Regions from separate parts of the Homo sapiens genome. Here all the other regions are linked to region 2. A link is a loop called in an ENCODE intact Hi-C map of the cell type or tissue named here. Cell type or tissue: MCF 10A. All regions are shown on one strand.

The links. Peaks named below come from ENCODE experiments on the same cell type or tissue, not always from the same donor. Only the 100,000 strongest peaks of a DNase experiment are listed, where the experiment ranks them.
Region 1: a loop joins it to region 2, with 3 times the contacts of the local background. A loop is called at or near these places in 4 of 110 quality-filtered maps.
Region 3: a loop joins it to region 2, with 2.0 times the contacts of the local background. A loop is called at or near these places in 2 of 110 quality-filtered maps.

The regions. Positions count from the first base shown.
Region 1 is chr1:5,498,324-5,506,323 of GRCh38, forward strand. No RefSeq gene overlaps it. Among named protein-coding and RNA genes, the nearest start is that of MIR4689, 360 kb to the right of the region's middle. RefSeq lists enhancers at 3,087-3,587, 3,588-4,088. In MCF 10A, no CTCF peak of the experiment used is centred here; no DNase peak of the experiment used is centred here.
Region 2 is chr1:5,424,882-5,432,881 of GRCh38, forward strand. It overlaps LOC124904590 (a long non-coding RNA gene), which reads left to right. Exons shown (of 2, transcript XR_007067026.1): 2 at 2,254-3,498. Among named protein-coding and RNA genes, the nearest start is that of LINC02782, 330 kb to the left of the region's middle. RefSeq lists enhancers at 2,486-2,985, 5,014-6,213. In MCF 10A, no CTCF peak of the experiment used is centred here; DNase peaks (open chromatin) are centred at 160 and 3,730.
Region 3 is chr1:5,290,297-5,298,296 of GRCh38, forward strand. No RefSeq gene overlaps it. Among named protein-coding and RNA genes, the nearest start is that of LINC02782, 200 kb to the left of the region's middle. In MCF 10A, no CTCF peak of the experiment used is centred here; no DNase peak of the experiment used is centred here.

The DNA of each region.
Region 1 (8,000 bases), 73 kb after region 2:
AGCATCTGTCAGGTGCCAGACAAGGTGGCACCTTCCTCCAGGGCTGTGCTCCTTTCTCCTCTGAACACATGAGAACATAAGGCTCGGCCAAGCAAAGGCATTTGTCCAAGCCACCCAGCTGGTCCCCAGGAAGCCAAACCAGGATCTTCACTCAGGGCTGGGACCTCAGACCCACGTGTGCTCCAGGGCAGATGTTCCCACCCTGTGGGACGAGAGCCACCTGGTCCAGGGGGTGAGAGGGGGAGGGCGTAGAATGTAAAGCTTTTGTGGAGCAACTGACACCCAGGACTCCCTGAATCCTGGTGGGGCTGGATCTGGGATCTTCATCTTTAATAAGCCTCCTGATAATTCAGGAACAGATAGTCCCCCAACAACCCACTGAATATGCTGCTGATAGGGCTTGCAAGTGGGGCAGGCAGCCAGGGCAGCAGGTTTTTTTCCAAGCCAACCTGCCAAAACTGACCCCAGAGAGGCTGTGCTCAGAGGCAAAGGGCCCAGTACCTGCTCTCTCTCACCTATTAGAGGCCTGAGATGGGGCATCAAAGTGACCCCAGAGCCCCCAAAACAAGGAAGACTCAGACTTGCTAGCAAACAGAGGGCACCAGAGGAAACCAGGAACAGGGCAGGACTTCTGTCTTCCCCAGAAGAACCACATGCAGAAGCTGCTGAAGCAGGAAGACCACATCGATAATTCGTCCTCTAGCCATGTCCAAGTGGTGACTCTCAGGGGACAGTCTGCAGAAGCCATTGGGGGGACACAGATTTCCCTAACAAGTCCTAAGGCATTAGCAGAGTGTCGGTAGCACAGATAGGATTTTGCCTTCTATTATAGAAGGCCCCAGGTTCTCTGATCAGGTAATTGTTGGGATAAAGAACATGCTTTCAATAGGGTGATATATAGATGCATAGATAAATGATGGATAGTGGATGGATGGATAGATAGACAGAGAGACAGGTAGATTAAAAAATAGATGATAGATAGATAGTAGACAGAAGATAGATATATAGATAATGGATAGATAGATAGATAGATAGATAGATAGATAGATAGATAGATGATGGATAGACAGATGATAGATGAGTAATTGATAGATTAGATAGATGATATAGATAGATAGATAGATAATAGGTCTAGATAGATGATAGATAGATAGATAGAAGATAGATAGATGACAGATAGATGATAGATATATAGTAGATAGAAGATAGATAGATAGATAGATGATAGATAGATAGATAGATAATAGGTCTAGATAGATGATAGATAGATAGATAGAAGATAGATAGATAGATGACAGATAGATGATAGATATATAGTAGATAGAAGATAGATAGATAGATGATAGAAGATAGATAGATAGATAATGATAGATGGTACATACATAGTAGATAGATAGTAGATAGGTAGATAGATAGATAGATAGATAGATAGATAGATAGATAGATAGATAGAATAGATAGATAATCTTCCCAGACATGAGTGTGCTGGGAAGCAAGGTTTGCAGATAAGTGTGTCAGATTGTCAAGGGCAGTGAAAGCCACACAGGGGACTTGTGATCTTACCTGTAGATTCATTCTTTTGTTTATTCATTTAACAAGCATTCAGGGAGTACCCACTATGCACCAGGCACTATGTTAGGCGCTAGGATGTAGCTGTGAATAAAAAGGCATTCTCCCCACCTGTCCAAGAGCAGAGCTAGCAGGTTAAACAAGCAAGTAAGACAGCAAGTGAAGGACCCAGGGCCTGTGGGAGCCACAGCAGGGCCTACGCCCCAGGCAGGTGTAACAGGGGCAGCCTTTCAGGTGCAGTGACCAAAGGCATTTGGGAGTAATCCACACAGCAACGCCTGAGGTCCACATGGTGGTAGTGTGGGGAAGAGAGCTGAGCTGCAATGGCCATTAACTTTCACCCTTAAAAATGGTGTCCCCTGGCCCGGCGTGGTGGCTCACGCCTGTAATCCCAGCACTTTGGGAGGCCAAGACGGGTGGATCATGAGGTCAGGAGATTGAGACCATCCTGGCTAACACGGTGAAACTCTGTCTCTACTAAAAAATACAAAAAATTAGCCAGGCGTGGTGGCAGGTGCCTGTAGTCCCAGCTACTCGGGAGGCTGAGGCAGGAGAATGGCGTGAACCCAGGAGGAGGAGCTTGCAGTAAGCTGAGATCGCGCCACTGCCCTCCAGCCTGGGCGACAGAGTGAGACTCCGTCTCAAAAAAAAAAAAAAAAAAAGTGGTGTCCCCTGCTGGGCTGGGCACAAGGAACATTCACACCAGCCGCCAGGTGGTAGAAAGTTCTGTTTTAGATGGAAGAGCCTTGTCCCGTCACCGTGTGTGTGTGTGTGTGCGCTCGCGTGTGTGCGTGTGTGCGTGCATGTGTGTGCGAGTGCGTGCATGTGTGTGTGCGTGCATGTGTGTGCGTGTGTGCATGCGTGTGCGTGTGCGTGCATGTGTGTGCGTGCATGTGTGCACACGTGCATGTGTGTGCGTGCATGTGTGCACACGTGCATGTGTGTGCGTGCATGTGTGTAGCTACTTACACATCTATCTGTCTATCTAGGCATCTAGGTGTCTGTGCACCTGCCTTCCTCTATATACCCATCTGTTTATCCATTATCTATTTAGCTATGCATCTATCCAAGCATCTATGCACTCGTCTATCATCTGTCTATGCATTTATCCATGCATGCAAGTATATTTATGTATGCAAGTATACGTATAATAGACATAGATATGAACATAACATATGGAAAGAGAAGCTGTGGTTAGGCTCTTGGTCACATTTGGATCCCTGTAGCTATTTCTCCAGAGCAGAAAATATTTTGCCTAATTTTATTCTGCTGAAACCGTTTTTTTTAAAAAAACAAATCTTGCAGATGCTTCCTCCAGAATAGCATGTTTTCCCCAAAAATAACTGGGCCAGGGTTATCCTAATTAACTGAGTATTCCGGAAGTTACCTTTGGAAATGATACTATGTATAATGTCAAAATTTTCCAAAAATTGGCCCTGGAGCACAGTGTAAGCCACCCGTCCATTACAGCGCCGAGGTCCCAGCACCCCTGATGTCCAGCGGTCCCAGCCGCCGCCCAGCCTCTGGCAGAAGTCAAGCCTCCATTCCAAGCCTGCTCTTGTTTCAGAGGAGTTAACTGGGATTTACAATAAGAGGCTGACTTGGCAAGCCGGGAAAATGGGTGTTTGAGGCTTCATTTCCCCCCTTTCTTAAGCAACATCTTTTCTGAAGAATTTCTCTGTGCCTTGTCCCTCCTCCCATGGCCTCAATCTATTTTTAATGACATTTCTGTCAGCCTTGTATTTCCCTTCTCCCCTGTTAATATCCAGGTTTTTCATTATTCACGGTGCCATCTGTCTTCCTCCGACCCCACCACTTCCCCCACCCTTCACGTCATTCGGCAGGTGCTGCCTTACTGTCTCTGTCTCCGAGGCTGACATCCTCATTCTCAGTCCTTTAAACAAGCCGGGACCTATTTACCCAGCCACATGAACCCTCTCCTTCCTGGAAGCCAGCCCTGCCTTCCTGAGCAGGCTGTACATGGAAGCAATTGCTCCGACACAGACAGGGACACCGTGGTGCGTCTCTCGGCCCCATCACGACGGCCTGCACCACATCCCAAATCGGAATCCAGCTCATGCATGCGGGGTTGGCCCTAGAAAGTGCCAGGAGGCATCCAACCCTGGGCCTGGCCTCATCCTGGACATTTTCTTGTTTCAGGCATGAAATATGTGGCATGGAGGTTTAGAACATGGGCCTCGGAGTCACAATAACTACGGTTCAAATCCCTGATTCTCTCAAGCAGGGTGACCTTGGACACTTGACTGTTGCTAAACCTTGCTGTCCTCACCTCTGAAATGGAAGTGACTATCCCGATTACGGAGAGTTCCAGTGGGGATGAATGGAGATACTCTGCAGATCCCTGTTGGAGACATAGGAAGCCCACAGCCAATGGGAGATCCAGAAAGATCACAGTGTGTCCCAAAAGGGAAAGAAAAGAGCAAACGTGTTGTATGCAACTAGGAGCCTAAGTAAGACTACAGAATGCGCTGAGGCGTCTCAGACCCAAATCCATCTCCTTCAATTTAGCCGTGTTTGAAATATGAAAGTCACCATTGCAAGCAAGCCCACACTCGCAGCGTTCCTGCCGCCGAGTATTTATGGAGACATCCACCAGTCAAGGGAGACTTATGAGCTACATAAATACAAAGGATAATCCGGCAAATTCCGAGTTGCACTAAAGGGCTACAAATCAGTGTTTGGGCTGGGCTCCAGATACAAAGAGAAAGTGTGATTAAGTGTGACTTTTTTAAAGTTTTGTTTGGATTTATTCCTAAAACTCCTTCACCCGAAGACGCAGATTTCTTGTTGGCACAGATGGCTGCCCTGTCGTGAATCAGAGGCAGAGAATTTGAGCAGTGCCCAAAAGAAGCCTAGAAAAAAGAAAGCACAAAAAGCAGAACGACTTCTAACTTTGGTGCAGAACTAAGATCTGTTCCCACCTGTCAGTGACACTGGGGGTGATCTGCACTCTGGGGCGGGGGCGGGAGCTCTGGGGTGCAATCCCTTGAATGCTTGCTGGGACCTCCTGCTCTGCAACCACCTCCACACTGGCCATAACTAGGCAGAGGCCTTCACAGGCATCTCTCCAGCCCAGGGCTGTGCAGGTGGCTGCAGGCAGGATGTCTGGCCTGAGCCAGCACAGTGGACATGTACAGAATAAATAAAAGGACAAATGGCAAAGTGACATCAGGAGAGACAAAGGACCAAGGGCTTTTTCAGCCAAGACAGCGCTGTGGTCAGAGCTGCAGTTCATCCCAGGGCAGAGGTTTGTACCTGAGAAAAGCATTCTACCACGCAGCATCCTGCCCGGGTGGACCAGGGCAGAAGCACTGAGGTCAGCTCCCCTGGGAAGATGGTGTCTCAGGGTCTTCCTGAGTTGCTCTGAGCTGGGGGCCTTGGGCAGTTCCTTCCTGACCTTCCTTGTCTACAAATTGAGACTCATCGCCTTCCTCGCCGAATTAGCATGCAGGTTCAAAGAGGGGCCCGGAGGCTCCTACACGACCAGCCAACAAACTCTAATTTCAAGACAGTGTCTTCCCCCTGTTCCTCCTGATAACAGCAGCTGCAAGAGGGTTCAAACCCCAGCACACTCATGGCTTCCTCTTGCTCTGCACTCACTCTGGTAGATTAGAAAAAATTGTACTAACCGTGAAGTTTAATTTTCTGTGTTCTGACACTTTGACTTCTAGTGCCTTGCTGATCCTGGAGGGACGGCCCTTCCCAGGGCTGGCCAATTCCTACAGATAGTAAAGGACTGTGCTGGGAGCCCACCTTTAATACCAACCCACCCAGAGCCCACACCCCACGACCTCCTCTACCAGATTCTCCCCCCAGGGCCACCATCCACCTGCCCTAGTCACCCCTGGCTAGGTGCCAGACACCTAGGGGCAGCCTCTCTGCCCCAGAGCCCACAGAAATTATCCACACGAGCCTATCCTTCCTGCAGAAACCACTATAAAGGCTCTGCCCACATTGCCCCCGGCTCCCTCTGCCTCCTGATGGATGCCCCTGCTTTCCCCTGTGGCCCTGTGTGACGTGGCCTGCCCCCTCCTCATGGGATCTGTGAGTAACAAATCCTTAAACAGGCAGCTGCCTGCTGATCTGCTGGCCCACCATGGCTGCATATTAATAAAACCCACGATGGAAAGCAGGAATAAAATAACCAGCCCTGCTCAGCATAGCTCCACCAATCTTTGCCATTGCCTTGTCCCAAAGGAGACTGTGGGGAGCTGCCTGGGCTCAGCCCTGGGGCTGGGGCAGGTCTGGCCAGTGCTGGGTCTGGAATGAGCTGGTGCACTCAGCCAGCACACCTGAGGCACATTCCCACCTGGCCTCCTCGCATGGAGGGGATGTCCTCCCCACTCTTAGTTATATTTCCCAGCCCTTTCAGAACTTGAGCAGCAACACGGTGTTTTCTCTTTCCTTCAGTGGAGCCCTCACCGTTAGGGGCAAAGCCTCACACTGCCCCACATTCTCTCCCAGTGACATAGAGAAGCTTCTGGCAGCAGCTCAGAAATGCTCCCAGGAATCCACGTCTTGGCTCTCCGGTGGCTACAGCTGACCCAGCCCATCCCCTGGAGCCAACAAGGACCAACGTCCCCAGGCCCTGAGCTCGCCACTCAGCCAGCAGCTGAAGCAAGCACTCTTCTTCTGGGGCTGCTCGTGCCAGGGGAGTGATCTCATCCCCCTGGGTCTGAGATTGGGGAAGGTTCTGGGTGACTAAGAGCCGCTGCATATGAAACCCTCTGAAAGGCCAAATCCCAGCTAGAGCTCCTGTTTGGAGATTAAAACTGGAACATCAGTACCCCCGAAGCTGTGAACTAACGTTCAGGGGGATTCCCAGTCCAGTCACTGTGACCTCTTTTCCTGTAGGAGGCAGCTGTCAGCAACAGGTTCGTCTCCCAGACACACACACCGCAACACGCAGCTTGCACTTCCCCGGCCCCTTGAAACAAGAAATGGCCATGCAACGGTCTTTGGCCGATGAAATGAGTGCCACTTCCGGGCAGAGGCATCAAATGGCTGGAGTGAGAGCATCCAGAACTTCCTTCTCCTGCCTTGGTAATTGAGAAAGTGCCTGTTTACAAGGAGGTACAACTCGTAGCCATCACGAGGCCCGCCATGCCATATTCTGAGTATTTGCATCTATGCCCCCAACTCTACTGTTGAAATCCTAGCCCCAACAGTGATGGTATTAGGACATGAAGCCTTTGGGAGGCGACCAGGTCATGGGGGTGAAGACTTTGTGTGAGAACACAGTGAGAAGGGGCCATCTGTGAACCAGGAAGCTGGCACCGAACCAGAAACCAAAGCTGCCAGCACCTTGATCTTGGACTTGCCAGCCCCCGAAGTGTGAGAAGTGAACTCATCATTTTCTAAGCTACATAGTAGCCTATGGTATTTCCCTACATCAGCCTGGATGGACTAAGACACAGGGTCACCCTGAAGAGTGCTCAGCCTTGCAGTGACCCCTGCAGAAGGGAGGAACAGAATGTTGTTGGTAGCTCTGAGATGGGCGCTGTTTGTTACTGTACCATAACCCAGCCCACCCTGACTAACATGGGCAGGCAGAGGAGTCCGTCGGCCCCCAGGGACTCCTGGCTGGTGGCCCCCGAGAGGACAGGGCCTTGGGTGGTACCAGACATCTGCAAACCAAGCCAAAAGTCTCCAACAGGAAAAAAAAAAACAGTGACAGAGAGCATTTCACATGGCTGTATCTGACAGAGAGAGTCAGATTCTAAATATCTGTTATCAAAATTGCCCGAGGAGAGAACGTTTATTAAAAGTTTTCCATAAGCATTCCCCAGCTCTTTAATCACAGGGTGTTTTTTTTCTTTACTGTAACATCTTCAGCACATTTACTGCTTTTGCATAAAGGACTTTTGCTTCTAATCACATCGATTTTATTATAATTAATTTTTAATGTATTTTCCAGGGTGTTTCGTATGTACAGACTAAGATATTTTATCATATATTAACATAGCCATTTCCACTTTTAAAGTGGGTTATTAAATGAGGGTTAATTTATTATTGCTTAAGATGTTACAATGTTAACCCAATTATAATTTGGGTTTTGTCATGTGCACTCTGGAGTGTGATAGGATATTGATAATAGACCCAGTAGGATGAAATTTACTAAATCAAATCCTTAGGGCTCTTGCTGAATTCTCATAATAGCTTGATTAGCTAGCAGACACCCATGCTGTCATCCGGGCGGCTCTCACCTGAGGGCAAAGCAGCCTGCATCGTGGGGCCTGGACCTGGGGTCAGCTGGGGTCAGGCCTGTAGGCCAGGCTTCTTTCCAAGACCTGGGGCTCATGTTTACTTCCACATCCTGCGCCAGTGGACTCAGATTCCAGGCTCTGTCCTCTTGGCCAAGGATCTGGTAATGCACAAGGAAGGTTGAGGACGTGGGTCTGTCAGACTCC
Region 2 (8,000 bases):
CCACACGGCTGCTTCTCGCAGGCACTGGCTCTCTCTCCCGCAACCTATTGACATCCATTAACATTCTTCCAGCTAAAAAAAAATGCATCTTATTCTAACACTCTCCGTAGGCAGGAAGCTGGGCATTGAATTACTGAGCCTGAGTAATTGCCCGTAGGCATTGTGATGGAAAATGGCAGAAATCGCAATGAGTCACAGGGTGTTGGAAAGGTAACTGTTTGGTGACGATAATTCTTCAAGGATAATTTCATTAATGGAAGTGGGAGACAAGGCGTGTGCCAGTGAATACTGTATATGTGTATATACATATCCACGGACATACATCTAGTGTTTAAAAACGGCTGAATGTAAACGGGTATGTATGTGTCTGCCTTTTTAATGAATGCCTGAACGCTGAATGGTAAAGCACCATTCAGAAGTGATTTGTGATAATCACACGGGGGAGAAATCCTTTAAGTGAAAGGAAATGGGAACAAGGATATTTCAAGCGTAGATGTGAAAAGCTTCTATTTGATTCGGGGCCACAAAGGATTCAAAAGACATCAAAGCATTGACAGACTGAATAGCTTCCACCAAAGGAAGAAGTTCCCCGCACTGGAATTTAACACGAGATAAACCAAGTACAAATCCCCGTGCTGGAGAAGGTTATTGAGGGAAGACACTGGGTGCCGGTGGGACTGCAAGGGAATCCCAAATCCTGCTCTGCCTTGCCCAGGCTACCCTCAGGTTAGATCCTCTGCATCTGAACCAAAACAGGCTTCTGCTTTGCAAAATGAACAGAGTTGTGTGCTTTGAATGAGGCAGCTACTCTGTGTACCACATCCGATGTGTTGGGATAAAAAAAAAATCAGACTGGACATTTATTTAGGACTAAACTTTGTCCACCTGAAGAGTGTCTTCCCCTTCTCCACAGGTGCACCCCACCTTCCCCAGCGCTCTGCCCTCTCCTCCCAATCAACACAAATGACACAGGGTAGGAAATGACAGTGTCCTTTGCAACATGAGGCTTCAGAATTAGAGTCTGGGCAGTGTTTTCATTGACAACCCTGATAGATTTTTTTGTTTTTGTGGGAGCCAGTCCCAGAGCCAACCCAGCCCAGAAATAGAGATATGGCTTTCACACTGAACTGCACCAGTTCCTATTATACTCCATGTTTTTAAATTGAGGTAAACTTCACATAACACAAAATTAACAATGAACCTACATATGTTATAAGTTCAGCTTTTATTTTAGATTTGGGGGTACATATGCAGGTTTGTTACATGGGTATATTGTGTGATGCTGAGGTTTGGGGTACCATGGATCCCATCACCCAGGCAGTGAGCTAGTTTTTCAGCACTTTCCCCTTCCTTCCCTCCCCGCTTTTGGGTGAAAGTCTAGTATCCAGAATCCATAAGGAACTTATGTACAATGAACCATTTTAAAACATACAGTTTGGTGGCATTTAGTGCATTCTTTGTGTTATGTAACCATCAACTCTGTCTTGTTCTTTTTTTCTTTTCTTCTTTTTTTTTTTTTTTTTTTTTTTTTGAGACGGAGTGTCGCTGTGTTGCCCAGGCCGGAGTGCTATCATGTGATCTTGGCTCACTGCGAACTCTGCCTCCTGGATTCAAGTGATTCTCCTGCCTCAGCCTGCTGAGTAGCCGGGATTACAGTCATGTGCCAATAGCTGGGATTACAGTCATGTGCCAACACGCTCAACTAATTTTTGTATTTTAAGTAGAGACAGGATCTCACTATGTTGGTCAGACTGGTCTCGAACTCCCGACCCCAGGTGATCCACCTGCCTCGGCCTCCCAAAGTGCTGGGATTACAGGTGTGAGCCACCCCACCCGGCCAACTCTGTCTTGTTCTAAGACATTAATGTCATCCCAAAAGGAAACTGTGCACCCATTAAGCAAAATCACTCCCAGCTCCCAGCGCCCATGACCACCAACTTGCTTCTGTCTCTGCGGATTTACGTATTCTGATGTGCCATGTAAGTGAAATCATGCAATACGGGAACGTTTCCATTTGACTGTTGTCAGCTGGCAGCATGTTTTCAAGGTTCGCCCGTGTTAGAGCAGGTATAGCACTTCATTCATTCTGTGGCTGAATAACACTCTATTATACAGTGTGGATAGACTGTACTTTGCTTCTCCATCCAGCCATTTATGGACACTTGGGTTGCTTCCACCTTTTGGCTATTCTGAGTGATGCTGCTGTGAATGTGGGCAGACACGTATCTGAGTCTCTGCTGTCCATTCTTCCAGGTGCGTCCCAGAAGCAGAATTGTTGGATTGTGTGGTCACTCCATGTTCGACTTTTGAGGAACCTGAGCAGAACTTGGACCGCTGCCCGCCCACTGGGTTTACTGGTGGTTTCTCTGTTCCCCTCCCCCATCCTGGTTCTGGTGTACTCCGAATGTCCCTTGCACTCCCTTCCACGGCCACACACTAAATTCAGGGAACATCTCAATGGCCGCATCTGGTCACAAGACATGCACCCATTGGCCCCAGCTCAGACTGTCTCTCTGGGATCTCAGGCTTGTGCAGTGTGAACACATGGCCAAGAGAGGGCAGGCAGAGGCACCAGACCCCCACTTGGTGCTGGTGAGCTGGTCCTCGCTGGATCAGCTGCCCAGCCTGCTGGGCCCAGGCATCCTTGTCCCCTTTAACAGATGAGGACTGAGGGAGACACAGCTGAGTAAAAACCACTGACCTGCCATCTACACATTGAGGTCATTGGAATGATGGCCACATGTCAAGGTTTTTTAGGCCCTTCTGTGTCTCAACAGCTTCTGGAGGTGCTGGCTGAACTAAGGCCAAGCTTAGAAAAGACAGCCCCAATCTCTGATTCCGATAACCCACCAACCTTTCCTAGTCCCGACCTGCAGGCTCCAGTCCCTGGGTCCTGCTGTGTTCTGAGGTTCCAACTGCCTTGTGCAGGGGCCTGGAACCCTGAGCCTTTCCCAGATTCCTCTCCAAGCCGAGGACCAGATCACCAGAGCCTTGAGTCACCTGGACCTCCCGAGCGTTTTCTGTGGAAGGAATCTTTGGCTCCAGCAAGAAGCAGAACAGTTGATTAAAACGTTTATTTTCCTGCGAGGAAAGAGAAAGGAGAGTCTTCGGTTTCTCCTACCTGATACCCTGACTATGGCTCCTGTCCCCACTGTGCCTGCTCAGGATGTGTCTCTGCTGTGTTGTTACCACAGCCCCCTGCCCATCTGCAGCAAGTAAGGTTATTCCCTTGCATTTGTGCAAGGCAACCAAGGAAACTAAAACTTTAAGGAGGAAAGAAATGAGAGATGATAACAGATTAGCAATTTGCAAATTATCCTAAGGAAAAATGTCCTATTAAGAAAAAAATGATGAGCACATGCTATTGAAGGGGGGTGGGGGACCATGGCTGGGGAGAAGAATGGACTCTAGCTCGCTGAAATTATAGTATTGTCCCGTCTCCAACTACTAAGGCTCTGTTCCCTGACAATACACTAAATATATCGTTTATTAAGCCCATTATCCTGCAGACCGCAGTTAGTCACATCTCAAACATTGCCACATTTATGAAAGACAGTTACAGTCATTTGCAAGATAATTACCATTTTAATCTCAAACCAGCCTGCAGGAGCAAATTGCTTTATAAGTAACCAGGTTTTCAGCATATCATGACGGAATGCCGTGCAAGCCCTCAGACACTTCGGGCTTGTTTTGCAATTTTCTACAGTGTGGGGAAACCTGCCCTCCTGGGGCTGGGTAGAGATGGGAGACAGCCTCCTGTTCTGCGCCTGAGGGTGGACACTCATAGTGTCATGCTTCCATATGTCTGCTTCCAGCTCTCATTAACACAGATGGGCGAGAGAGAAAGGGAGAGAGGGAAAGGGTGGGGAAGAAAGAGGAGAAACAAGAAGAGAGAGAGGCAGGGAGAGAGAGAAACAGAAATGGAGGGAGGGAAAGAGCAAGAGGGAGAGAGAGGAAAAGAGAGACAGAGAGGAAGGGAGGGAGGGAGACAGAGGAAGGGAGGGAGAGGGGGGGAGGAAGAGAGAGAGAGAGAGAGAGAAGCTCTCATTAACACAGAGGAGGAAGAGAGAGAGAAGAAAAGATGAGAACAGGGAGGGAGGGAAGGAAACAGGTAACAGAATTACCCTGCTTGAAGCTGGCCTAAAACAGAATCAGGGCATAAGATAGGGACATCGCCAGAAGCAATAAGACCCCCGAAAAAAGGTGAGGACATTGGCATCGAGACTAGTTGACATATCCATAACTTCAGCCCCAAATGCAGAACCTTCCTTGAAAAATGGGAGGACCTTTGTATCTGATGAAACAGCTACAGTCAGTATATTGCAAGGAACCATCCATTTGGGGAAGGAAAAACTGATCTGGAACTGAAGAGGATCAGAAGCTCCTGAGCGGGGGAAGCAACGGAGCAGGGAGGGGCTGAGCAGGGGTTACTGGGAACCACATGCAAGTTGGACGAGCAGATGAGATCAGACCGGGTGGAACCAAGGCCCCTGCTGTGGGGGTACGTCGGGCAGCCCTTTACCTCAGCAAAGCTAAGGCAGGCCACCATTACCTGGGCACCTGTCACAAGGTGCAGAAAGGACAGGTGCGGGATTGCATTATCATGAGTGGTTATGAAGAATGTAAAGGCGAGAGCTGGCAGCCAGTCACTTCCTGATTGGGAGATAACTGAAACTACTAGAATCCAACCACCCACCCAAGGTTTAATATCCTCTGAAATAATCCCACGGAATCATCCAGCTTTAGTCACCTTGACCTGACGGTGCCTGAAATTATCTGAATATGGGGAGAAAAGAGACCAGTCCCGGGATAGGAGGAGGAAAAACAAAAGGGGCAGGGGGTCTGCTGAGGCCGAGCCAGGAGGTGCATCCCAGAGCACAGGGTGGAGGCGGTCACCTGGGGACAGCGGTGATTCTGGCCAAGGCGGCTTCCCAGGAGCGGTTGGAGAGAGGTGGAAAAGCCAAACTCAAGTGAGCCAGGGGCTAAACCCTGGGTGAAGATCACAGCAAGTGTACAGCCAGGCCTTCCCAGCTCTGGCATCTTCTCCTGGAGACGCAGAGTTGGGAACAGAGAAAAGAGAAGTGCAGGTACCGTAATCCCCCTCACTGCAGCTAGCAATTTTGTGTTTTAGAATCTGCAGATTTTCAGCTTCATTTCCCTGAAACCCATGTCTTCTCTGGAGCTTCCTATCTCTGTTCAAGGGGCCAGTCCCTCCATGTATACAACCTGCATACCATGGTCTCCTCATCCATCTCACCTCCTACTTCATCTCCCTGAGGCCCCCTCCCCTTCAAAGCTTTTACCACACTCCCCTCCAAAGCATCTGACACCCACTTGGCTCTCCACTCTCAGTGCTGACTATATCCGCTCCCTGTTCTGCATAACACATCCCCCCAAATTTACCTGCTGGCAAGAAGGCTGACTCAGAGGGCTGGCAGGTGGAGTTTGGCTTCCGTTCCCCTCCAGGCAGCCTCTCACCCTCCCGGGTCTCTCTCCTCCAGGCAACCTCTCACCCTCCTGGGTGTCTCTCCTCCAGGTGGCCTCTCACCCTCCTGGGTCTCTCTTCTCCAGGTGGCCTCTCACCCTCCTGGGTCTCTCTTCTCCAGCAGCATGGCCTAGACTTCTTCCTGTGGCCGCTGAACTCCCAGAAGGAGAGACAACCAGAAAGCAAGTCGCCCCTAAGACGGAAGTGGCAGTTTGTACAACCTCATTTCAGAAGGGTCTGCTGTGCACTGTGGTCTCACACAGCAACCTGGAGCTATAGGAGAGAGGACTGCACACACAGTGAACGCCAGGTGAGAAGCGGGTTATTGGTTCATTGGGGGCCTTCTTGGAGACCAGCCACGGCACTTCCTGATTCTCAATGTAGGTGGTATGAACTTGTACTGCAGCTCTGAAGAAGCAGGGGCTGAGGCGTCCTCATTTTGTACCTTCCAAGATTCCTAGTGTGAGGTCAGAGTGCAAGTAGATGCTCAGCAAACACTTGTTGGAATATAGAGTTTTGGATTCCATGCGAGCAAAACTCACCAGGGGTCTAATGTGCCTGGTGCAGGTCCCCACCATCCCCCCACACCTGCCGATGATCCTGTCTTAGGGCATTTTCTGCCCATTACTTCCTTCTTTCCTCTCCCCGCATGTGTCATGAAGATGAAAGTAGGCGACAGCTGGCAGAGATTGTGTTGACACACTCAAGGTCATGGACTGTCCTCTCATTTGAGCATTATTTACCTAACACAAAGAGACAGACACAAAGATAATGCCATGATAATTTAACGGCTCACCCCTTTTGTAAAACTGCCATCGCTGGTGTTTCTGTGTGAAGGAAGACAAAAGATCCGGGGGGGGGCCCACAAGGACTCTCTCTTTTCTTCTCTGATTAATTCCTGCCTCCCTACCCAGGCTGCTGTTCCCTCCCACACCCACATTTCCAATAACAGGCTGAGGTTATTGCTAGCTTTTCAGTTTTAATACAAATATGAAAGGGAATCAATGAAACTGATATTGTGAGACAATATATTTCCCATCAGACAATTACGGGGGGTTTTTCATTCAGATTTTCGCTATTCAAAATGAAACTCAGAGATTATTTTTTCCGTGGCACATCCTGAAACTCCAATCTCTCTGTCAGTAATGCAGCTCCTGAGGCTGCGTTGTAAAGGGACTTGCTAAAGTAGACTTCTTGACATTAATATAGCAACATGTCAAATAAAAACTCAGACTAAAAGAGATGAACTTCCCCTTAATATACCGTGATCGCCGCCGAGAGTCTGAGAGGGACTCCCGAGTGGCTTGGAATTCCTCTGCTTGGGATTTCACTCTACTGACAGCAACATGTCAGAGTCCATTAATGCAGGACCAGGACCAGAGACAAATATATTTTGAACGTGGAACAAAAAGAAGCTGCCAAGAAAACATGGATTTCCTTGCAACCCTGACCCTGCACCCATCTGCATCTGCGAAAAAGGGTGCACAGTTCCTTCCACCTAAGCTCCTGCTGCAACTACCTGAGCAGTCAGAAAGCTCTCAGAGGACATGGTCACTGGGTCTGGCCCCCTGGCCTGCAGAGAGGCCCTGGCACATACAGGGAAAATGCAGCTGCACCCCGACCTTGCATGCTTTCCTGTGATTTTTGTTTTACACCATCTGTTTTCAGCCTGCTCCTGCACTCTGGGCTGAAATGACTGAATTTGGTCCCCCAAGCTCAACTGATGGCTGCAGGCTCCAGGATCCCTGAGTTGGGTCTGGAGATCCAGGAAACCCTTAACGTTGGATGGCTGTTTTGCATGTGTGGTCTTTCTACCAGGGAGGGGCGTCTCCGCTCACCCCGCTCACCCTCCGGCTCTGCTCTCTGCTTTCGCACTTGTCCCTGGAGATATAAACCCAGACACTGCCCTGCTTGACCACAGGCAGCTGACTGGTGGCCTGCACACCCTACAAGGGTCCAACAGCCAGACCTTCCTTGCTCTGGACCCACTCCTCTGTACCACCCTGGGCCAGCCAGCCTGCCCACCCCAGGGACTGAGCTAAATCCTGGTGCCTTGTGCTCATGGGACAGGAAGGAGAACAGGCATTAAGGGTCCCCCAGGGCTGTCTGTCGAGGCTGACCATTGCTGGAAAAGCAAGCAACTCTACTTCCTTGCAGGATCCCTCACTCCACCTCCTTCCCTGGCCAGCAGAGCTTACCAGGTCAGCCAAGAGTCCCATCAACACTCACGGGAGGTGGATGGCGGTCTCAGGCAGCATCTCAGGACAGCAGCTGGGGCTCGGGCACAGGACACTCAGGTGGGATGTTCCAAATGCCCAGAGATGAGGGGGAGCCTGGGCTGCAAAGCACTTGCTCATCAGACCTGCTGAGTTGATACCATCAAGGCAGGTTCATCTCCCATGGACTTCATGCTGACCGTCCCTGTAAAGACTCTTCAAGAAACAGAAAACCACTGCAGAGGAACAAATGGCCCAGCCGACCATCTGCAGAGCCCCTCTTTGGACTCATCCCACCA
Region 3 (8,000 bases), 130 kb before region 2:
ATCTCTCCTCTCTGCCAAGGAGAAAAAAGGTACACTGGAATGAACAAAGGTACAAAGAGACACTGGTAGGTTCTTCGACCTGGAGATGTTCCAGAAGAATCTACATTAACAAGCCTTGGTAACTAACATTTATCTGTCATTTATTTGCCTTTCCACAAGTTGCTGCCTCTAGAGACTCAAGGTCTTTTTCTTTTGTTTTGTCATTTCTCTAAAATGTTACTGTCCTTTGTTGAAAATGTTATATAAGCTGGAATTCCAAGCCACCTCTACTCACTCCTTAGGTGTCTCCCATATATACATGAAATATACATGTTAATAAATTTCTGTTTGTTTGCCTCTTTATAATCTGTTCTTTTTTGGTACAGGGGTCCATCCCAACTAAAAATCTTGGAGGATGGAAGAACAAATTATTTTACTTTCCCTACAGATGGATGGATGTATGGATGGAGGAACGAATGAGTGATTGGATAGATGGGTGGATAGATGGATGAATGAATCAATTAATAAATGGATGGATGGATGAGTGGATGGATGGGTGGATGGATGGTGGATGGATGGTGGATGGAAAGATGGATGGATGGATGGATGGATGGATGGATGGATGGATGGATAAATGAGTGGATGGATGAATGAAGGAGTGGATGGATGTATGGTGGATGAATGGTGGATGGGTAGTGGACGAATGGATAGATAGATAAATGAATAGATTGATAGCTGGATGATGAATGGATGGATAGATAGATGAACCAATTCTAGTATTATTAGCTCTTATGTAAAGCAGTAAGGAATAGAAAAGAGAAAGGACAGCCTCTTCTGTGGGATCAGGGAGACCTTCTAATTGATTTTCAGATTTCACAGGCCCCAGTCCTGCCTTGTTTCCCAGCCCAATCTGTCCTCCCCTTTTCCTATCACTTTAGCCCATGCCCCTATGTTCTCTCCCTTGCTTCTCTACCATTGACTTTGGGTGTCTCTCTGGCTCCCCTGCTCAGCTGGACACTTGACCCTTGTTCTTATGGGTGACCAACCCTGTCCAGTGACCCCATAATTCATAGTGAACAGAGTCTCAGATTTTAGATCCCAAAAATTGTATCCCTGTCTGTCTGGAACTTTGGCACATTTTCCAAGGACAAAGAAGCACTTAATGGGCATCTTAGTAAAGAGGAAAATGAGGAAGGAAAGGGTGGCTAAGAAGAGGCCGTGATTCTCATGCATAAGCCCACTGTCTGCGAGCCAAACCACATTGTCATCTGCGGAGAGGAGAGAAAGCCACACACCCTTGTAAAGATGGATGAAATGTGCTCAGGAATGGTGTAGGAGAGAAAACCAGAGGAAGGACATATTTATTGAGTGCCTAGAATATGTCCTACACACATCTTTCAACAGCTCCTAGAAGTGAGGTACTAGTAGCTTCATTTCACAGACAGGAAACTGAGGCAACCGGAAAGCGATAACACACAGAAGATCTAGCTGATAAGGGGGCTGAGCCAGAGTTTAAGTCCAAGTCTCTCTGACTAAAACCCTTGCCCTTCTTGGAACACTGGACTGCGTCTCCAGAATGATTTGAAGGGAAATAAACAGGGCAATGACAAAAACGGAGGGGGGGATGCCAAAGGCAGGGCAAGCCCACGGCCCTCTTCTCTGGCTGTGCACACAACCCTTTGGTTGAAACTGTCAAGGAACCTGTGAGAAAGCAGCCTGGGGTTGAGCCTTTTCACAGGAGCAGCAGATGCTGGGTTCCCTGCTGCAGTGAGATGATGTTAGCCCAGTAGGTGACAGCGATTAATAGCCTATTTCTCAAATCAGCCTATTAGAAATAATCATGCCAGCAACCATAGGCCATTAATCTGCATTGGAACCCAACCCGCACAGCACAGGCTGACGTGTGGATGAAATCTTTAGAGATACACAGGCGGAGAATTTTTATGCACAGAAAACATTGCTGTGCAGTAGTAGGGAGCAAGGATGGGGATCAGGTAGTATCCCAGGCAGGATCTGAAACTTGAGAGGCATAGCCCTGAGTGACCACATGGGGACGGGGAGCTGCCCTTTCCTACTAAGGTCCAAGGATGACCCCACACAGGAGTGGCAACCTGGAATGCTGTGTTGAGGGGGATTTTGAAGTCCATAATCAGTTGTTGTATTAGTCTGTTCTCACGCTGCTAATAAAGACACACCAAAGACTGGGCAATTTGTTCAAATAAAGAGGTTTAATGGACTCACAGTTCCACATGGCTGGGGTGGCCTCACAATCATGGCGGAAGGCGAATGAGGAGCAGTCACGTCTTACATCGCGGGAGGCAAGAGAGCATGAGCACCGGAACTCCCCTTTATGAAACCATCAGATCTCATGAGATTTATTCACTATCACAAAAAGAGCATGGGAAAAACTCACCACCGCGCTTCAATTACCTCCCACTGGGTCCCTCCCATGACACGTGGGGATTATTACAATTCAAGGTGAGATTTGAGTGGGGACACAGAGCCAAGTCAGATCAGTTGCATTTTCTGCCATGGGAAATGGGTGGGCAAATGAAGGCACGAGTGCCCTGAATTTGATGTCCCTGGACCTAGGGGCATACCCAGGGGCCGGAAGGAGCATCTCCCAGCAGCATGGGATGTTTTATCACTGACCTTGTGTAGAATTGCCAACACATGTTAATGAGAGAAAGGAGATGGACTGTGAGCTGGTGTCACTACAGTTTCTAAATTCTCTATAGGCAAGGCCTGTCTCATTGATGCTCCAGGGCAGGCCACTCCCACTGCCCCTCCCCACTTAGTGCCCGCACATGTGTGTGCTCTGCCATGGGTCTCCCCACCGGTCTCCCAGAGCCTCTGTGTCCTTGGGGGTTCTGGCTCTTCTCTTCCATGCCTCCACTTTTGAGCCTTAGAACTTCAGACACTACAGAGGCCCAGAGGGAAGGAGGAGAGCAGGGCCTCAGCCTGAGATCTGAGCACAAAGACAAACCCAAAGTCTGCAATTCCAAAGGGCTTGCTGGAGCCACCCCACAGCAGCCTCTTCTTCAAAGCCTGGCTTTTCGTATGGCCTTAGTGGACAAGTAAAAGGGGAGATCTTTCCCATGTCTTTTCTCTGAGATTTTAGGACCTTGATTTAGTCAATGAAGGGCCACTTCTGCCTCAGACTCGCTTCCCTGGGTGCTCCAGCCTTCTCTCCAGCCTCTTCTGTGGGCTGCCGGTTCCTCACTGTCTAGCACTCTCCTTCACTGAGCATCAGTGTCACTAGGGTGCCGTTAGGTACCATTCTCTGGCTTCTGAGCCAAAAGCTTCCATGTCCTCCCTCAGAGCAAGGGAACTGAGCCTTCCAGAGGCACCAGCCAGGGGACTGCTCCCTGACAGTCTGCCTTCAACTGTGCACAAGAGACTCTTCCTCGGCTCCTTGCCTTGGTTTGACCCCAGGGTCTCTGGTCTGGACTTGCCCAGTCTCTTCTGAGTCATTCCCTGGCCTCTCACTTGCCTCTCCATGGGGGCATCATCTCGGCTGGACATCTGGGTAGGTCCAAGGTCCCCACGAGGCATTCACGGCCCTCGCCTCATCAGATCATGGCCACGATGCATTGACTTGCTCCTCCCATGTCCCCGTGAAAGTGGCAGTAGCTGCACTTTGGATGCAAATTGACACCACCTTTCACGGCCATCCCCTGGTTCTTAAATAGAAGCCCGCAGTGTGCAGGTGTGCAGAAGGCATAGCTATCTCTGAACAAAGTCATGACAACATAGGAAAGTCTGAACTTACCAAGTAGGTAAATAAAGGGGCAATTACTCACCTGATGGAAGGATTATTTCAAAGAGCACATCTCCCTCAGGCAAACTGGCTTATATGTAACTTTTCAGAAAAGCAACTGCTGTGAAAAAAACACTTCTACATGAAATAGTCCCGTACAGAGGCAGGCAAAATTGAATCGGCTGATTTTTCTGGTGTGGCTGAACTTTTGCCAAGGACTGACTCTAGGCACAGATGTCACCTGAATTGTCTCAGTGATGAGACTGTCATCTGCAGAACTGTTGACTCCCATGCTCATGAGAGGCTCAGAGTGAATCCAGAAACTCATGGTTCTGGCTGATCTTTATTATTATTTTTTAAATTTCCAAGTGTGTGACTCATAGTAGACACTCATTCGGGTGGCTCGGATATTTTCACCTACAGGAGAATATATGGAAAAGAAAACAACACCCCACCTTCAACACCCTCCAGCTGCACAATGTGTGAGGACAAAATTGTCCTCACACCACATGACAAAATAACCAAGCTTCCCTCACCACTCACTGAGAGGCTTCCTGTCGAGGAATGTATGGATGATCACTAATAACTGGTAAGTACTTCCCATAGCCTGTAACACAACTGCCAGCTGCTGTGGAAGTCCCTGTGACAGCCTCTTGTTAGTCCACGCCCTCCTCCCCGCTTCCAGCCCACGCCTGATGTGAAAGGGTCCCCTAATTCCACGTTTCCTCTGAATGTCCTGCTCTCACAGCCGTGCCAGTTCCCCCTTTTACTGCTTAAAAGTACACATTCTACTGTAATATATATTGCTTTGGGCAGTTCAGAGAAAATAATCCAGGGAAAAGCATGGTCTTAGTTGTATCTTTTCAATTCCCAGGCAAAAGAGTTTTTGGAAAATGTCCCTAACTATTCCTTTTTGTACCAAGAACACATTGTCAAAGCCCCCTTTTCTTCTCCTCCAGACGGCCCTTTCTCAAGCCTCACCATTTCCCCATTACTGTGTAAAGGGAGGAAATTTACAGGAGAACGTGATGGTTGATTGCACGGAGCAGGGAAAGCCCATTTTCAGGAGGAAAGCCTGAGATGACACTGTACCTTCTGATCCTGCCAGAGGGTCAGAGCAGAAAAGCCTCCTTTTTTCCCCCTGAGGTTTTTGTTGTTGTTGTTGTTTGGTTGGTCAGTTTTTTTTGAGAGGAAGTTTCGCTCTTGTTGCCCAGGCTGGAGTACAACGGTGCAATCTTGGCTCACCGCAACTTCTGCCTCCTGGGTTCAAGCGATTCTCCTGCCTCAGCCTCCCGAGTAGCTGGGGTTACAGGCATGTGCCACCGCGCCCAGCTAATTTTTTTTTTCTTTCTTTTCTTTTTTTTTTTTTTTTTTCCCGAGATGGAGTCTCACTCTGTCACCCAGGCTGGAGCACAGTGGTGCGATCTCGGCTCACTGCAAGCTCCGCCTCCCGGGTTCACGCCATTCTCCTGCCTCAGCCTCCCAAGTAGCTGGGACTACAGGTGTGTGCCACCACGCCCAGCTAATTTTTTTTTTTTTTCGTATTTTTAGTAGAGACGGGGTTTCACCATGTTAGCCAGGATGGTCTCAATCTCTCGACCTCCCGATCCACCTGCCTCGGCCTCCCAAAGTGCTGGGATTACAGGCACGAGCCACCACGCCTGGTCGGTCATTTTATATCCTTTCTCATTGGAGAGAGTAACGTCTTGCCCATTTTGCATGAAGACAAACATGGAATTCTTCCATGATTTTTAAGGCTAGAACTAGAAAATCCACTGGGGGGAAAATATCCAGCCTCAAATGGAGCCCTCTGTAAGTAATAAATTTATTCCCTGTTGTAGTCAATTCTCCTAAAACAAAAGTGACTGCAGCAAGCGATTTTTGGTATTGCTCATATATTGTTAAAATATTTCAGCTGGCAGACGCTGTGTGAAGAGAGACAGTCGCCGGCCTGACATAAGATTTATTAGAGAAAGTTGGCACAAATATATTTGTAGGAAGCAAAATATGTTTGTAGAGATTATTCCAGATTTACAGTGATTAATAACGGATTGGAAGCAGTCGACGTCAAAGAGCCGCCTCCTGGCAATGTCTGCCCCAGGTTGAGTCGGAATAGAACATGAACTTCAGCGGCGCCAGGAACCTTTTGCTAAAAGAATGAAGTTTTCTGAATAGAATGAAATGAATGCCAAGAGCCCTCTGTAGGCTCAAAAAACCTGCCACACTACTTAATCTGCTTTAAGCACTGACTGGCTAATGGAGTTTCGAGCCAGGCAGCATTCGAAGGCTTAGCACCTGCAGGGGCTCCCTGAGAGAACAGAGGAGACGCCACAGCAGAGGAGATTTGTCTTTGCCCTGTGCATGGGAGGAGGCTGCGGGGAAAGGGAGAAAGTCAGGAGAAGCTGCTCTTACGTCTTTTTTCATCCCCTTTGTCCAGAGTGCGTTTTTTAGGGATGTGCACTTGAGACCCTAACCCGCAGCACGTTATCTCAATTGGAAGGTCAGTGTCCACGTCAACCAGTAATAAAGGATGGATGATACACACAAGTCCCAGCCGAGATGGGGATCTGGTTTCTTATCCACAGAGCTCTGCGACACTGCCTTGAGCTGGCAGAGACCGCGTGGAAGGCTGTTTCCCATCTCCCTGCAGATTCCCAGCACCGGCAGCAAATGGGTGGCAGTTCCACACAGCAGTATGAAGAAGAGATCCCCCCCGCCCCAAAAGCCATTTCCTCTCCTCATAACTGCACACGCAGCTAGCTGTCTCCGAGAAGGAGGATACAGGGATCGCTTGCTTCCGGGCAGCTCGCCTCCCTGATACTATCCATCTTCCTCTGCAAGCTGGAGTTGGCTGGAAACAAGTCTGATTAATAAAACTTGCAAGTAGACCCCAAGGTTGACACTAACAGGCTCCCAATAAACAGCATTTAGATTGAATTGATCACCCTGGAAGGTGAGAGGGCCTTGTTGAGAAACAGCAGCCATGCCCTTCTGCCCTGCTGATGACAAATGGCTTGCAATCTGTCAACCACGATTATGAGCTTTGGCTGGAAGGCACGAGGGCGCTAATGAAGAACCCCACGCCTGCTGCTCCCGTGGGGCAGGTGGGCTCGGGTGGGAGCTCACATCCAGCTCGTGAGCAGGGCTGGTGGGATTCCATCCTCCCCAGTTTGTTGCCATGGAGAAGGAGTTGAATGGCTTTAATACAGCTGTGTGGATGTCTCCCCTGAGATGCGCCATGACAAGTTGGACTGGAAGTAGCAAATGAGCAGCTATAATCTTCAAACTGTATGAATAAGTGATTGATTGGGCACGGGGGCTGTAAACAGCACTCTGTGTTCTGGCAGCATGGGGCCCAGCAAAATGAGATCATCAGTCTGGGAGAGACACGCACAGAGCAGCCGTGCTCCCGGTAGCCTTCCACAGGGCTGTGGCCTGGGCTTGGGAATCTGCCCAGAACTCATGACCACTTCTTGCAGGCCCTGCAGATGTTGGGCCACTCTAGGTCCCAGCTGGCTCCAAACCCGTTTCTGGTTAATCCTGCCATGCGTAGCTATTAATGCTTTACAAATAAAGGCTTCTGTCTGTTTGCCCCTGCCAGCTCCCCAGCCAATTGCTTGGCCCCAGGGCGGAGAGTGGCTGAGTGTCCAAGGGAGGTGAGAATCCACTAATATGAATCCCTGGGGCCTCCTGCCAGGGCTGCTTCTTAGGCGGCTCCTCCCTGCTGCCTGGGGATTCCCCATCCCTTGCCAGATAAGACTGGATCAGAGCAGTCCATATGCAGGCCAGAGAGTGACCAGTGAGGAAAGGTCAGCTGGGCCAAGCTGCATCTTCTCTGTAGATTTTGGAATTGGGGCACTCTCAGAATGGTCAGTGAATAATGGAGTTGAATGACCAAGACATTGGGGACTGAGCCAGCAGGAAGCCAGTGACCATGGAGAACAAAGAGAGACAGAGACAGAGAGACCCAGAGAAAGGGATAAGCTCATCAGCTTCTCCAACTCCAGAGTCTACCCTCACCCCCTTCAGCTTTGATCTCCTGCCAGTCACATGGTAGGATGACACATTCCCATGCCCCTTGCAGTTGAGTGGTGCTGTGTTACTGGCCTGGCCAATGGGCAGTGTCACCACTACGCAAAGCTCTTCATTACTGCTGGGAGGCCCTCTGGCTGTCTGTTCCCTTGACCACTGTAGACAATGAAGCCTCCATCAGACTGCATTCCTGGTAGGGACCACAGGATCGGGGTCCCCACACACAGGT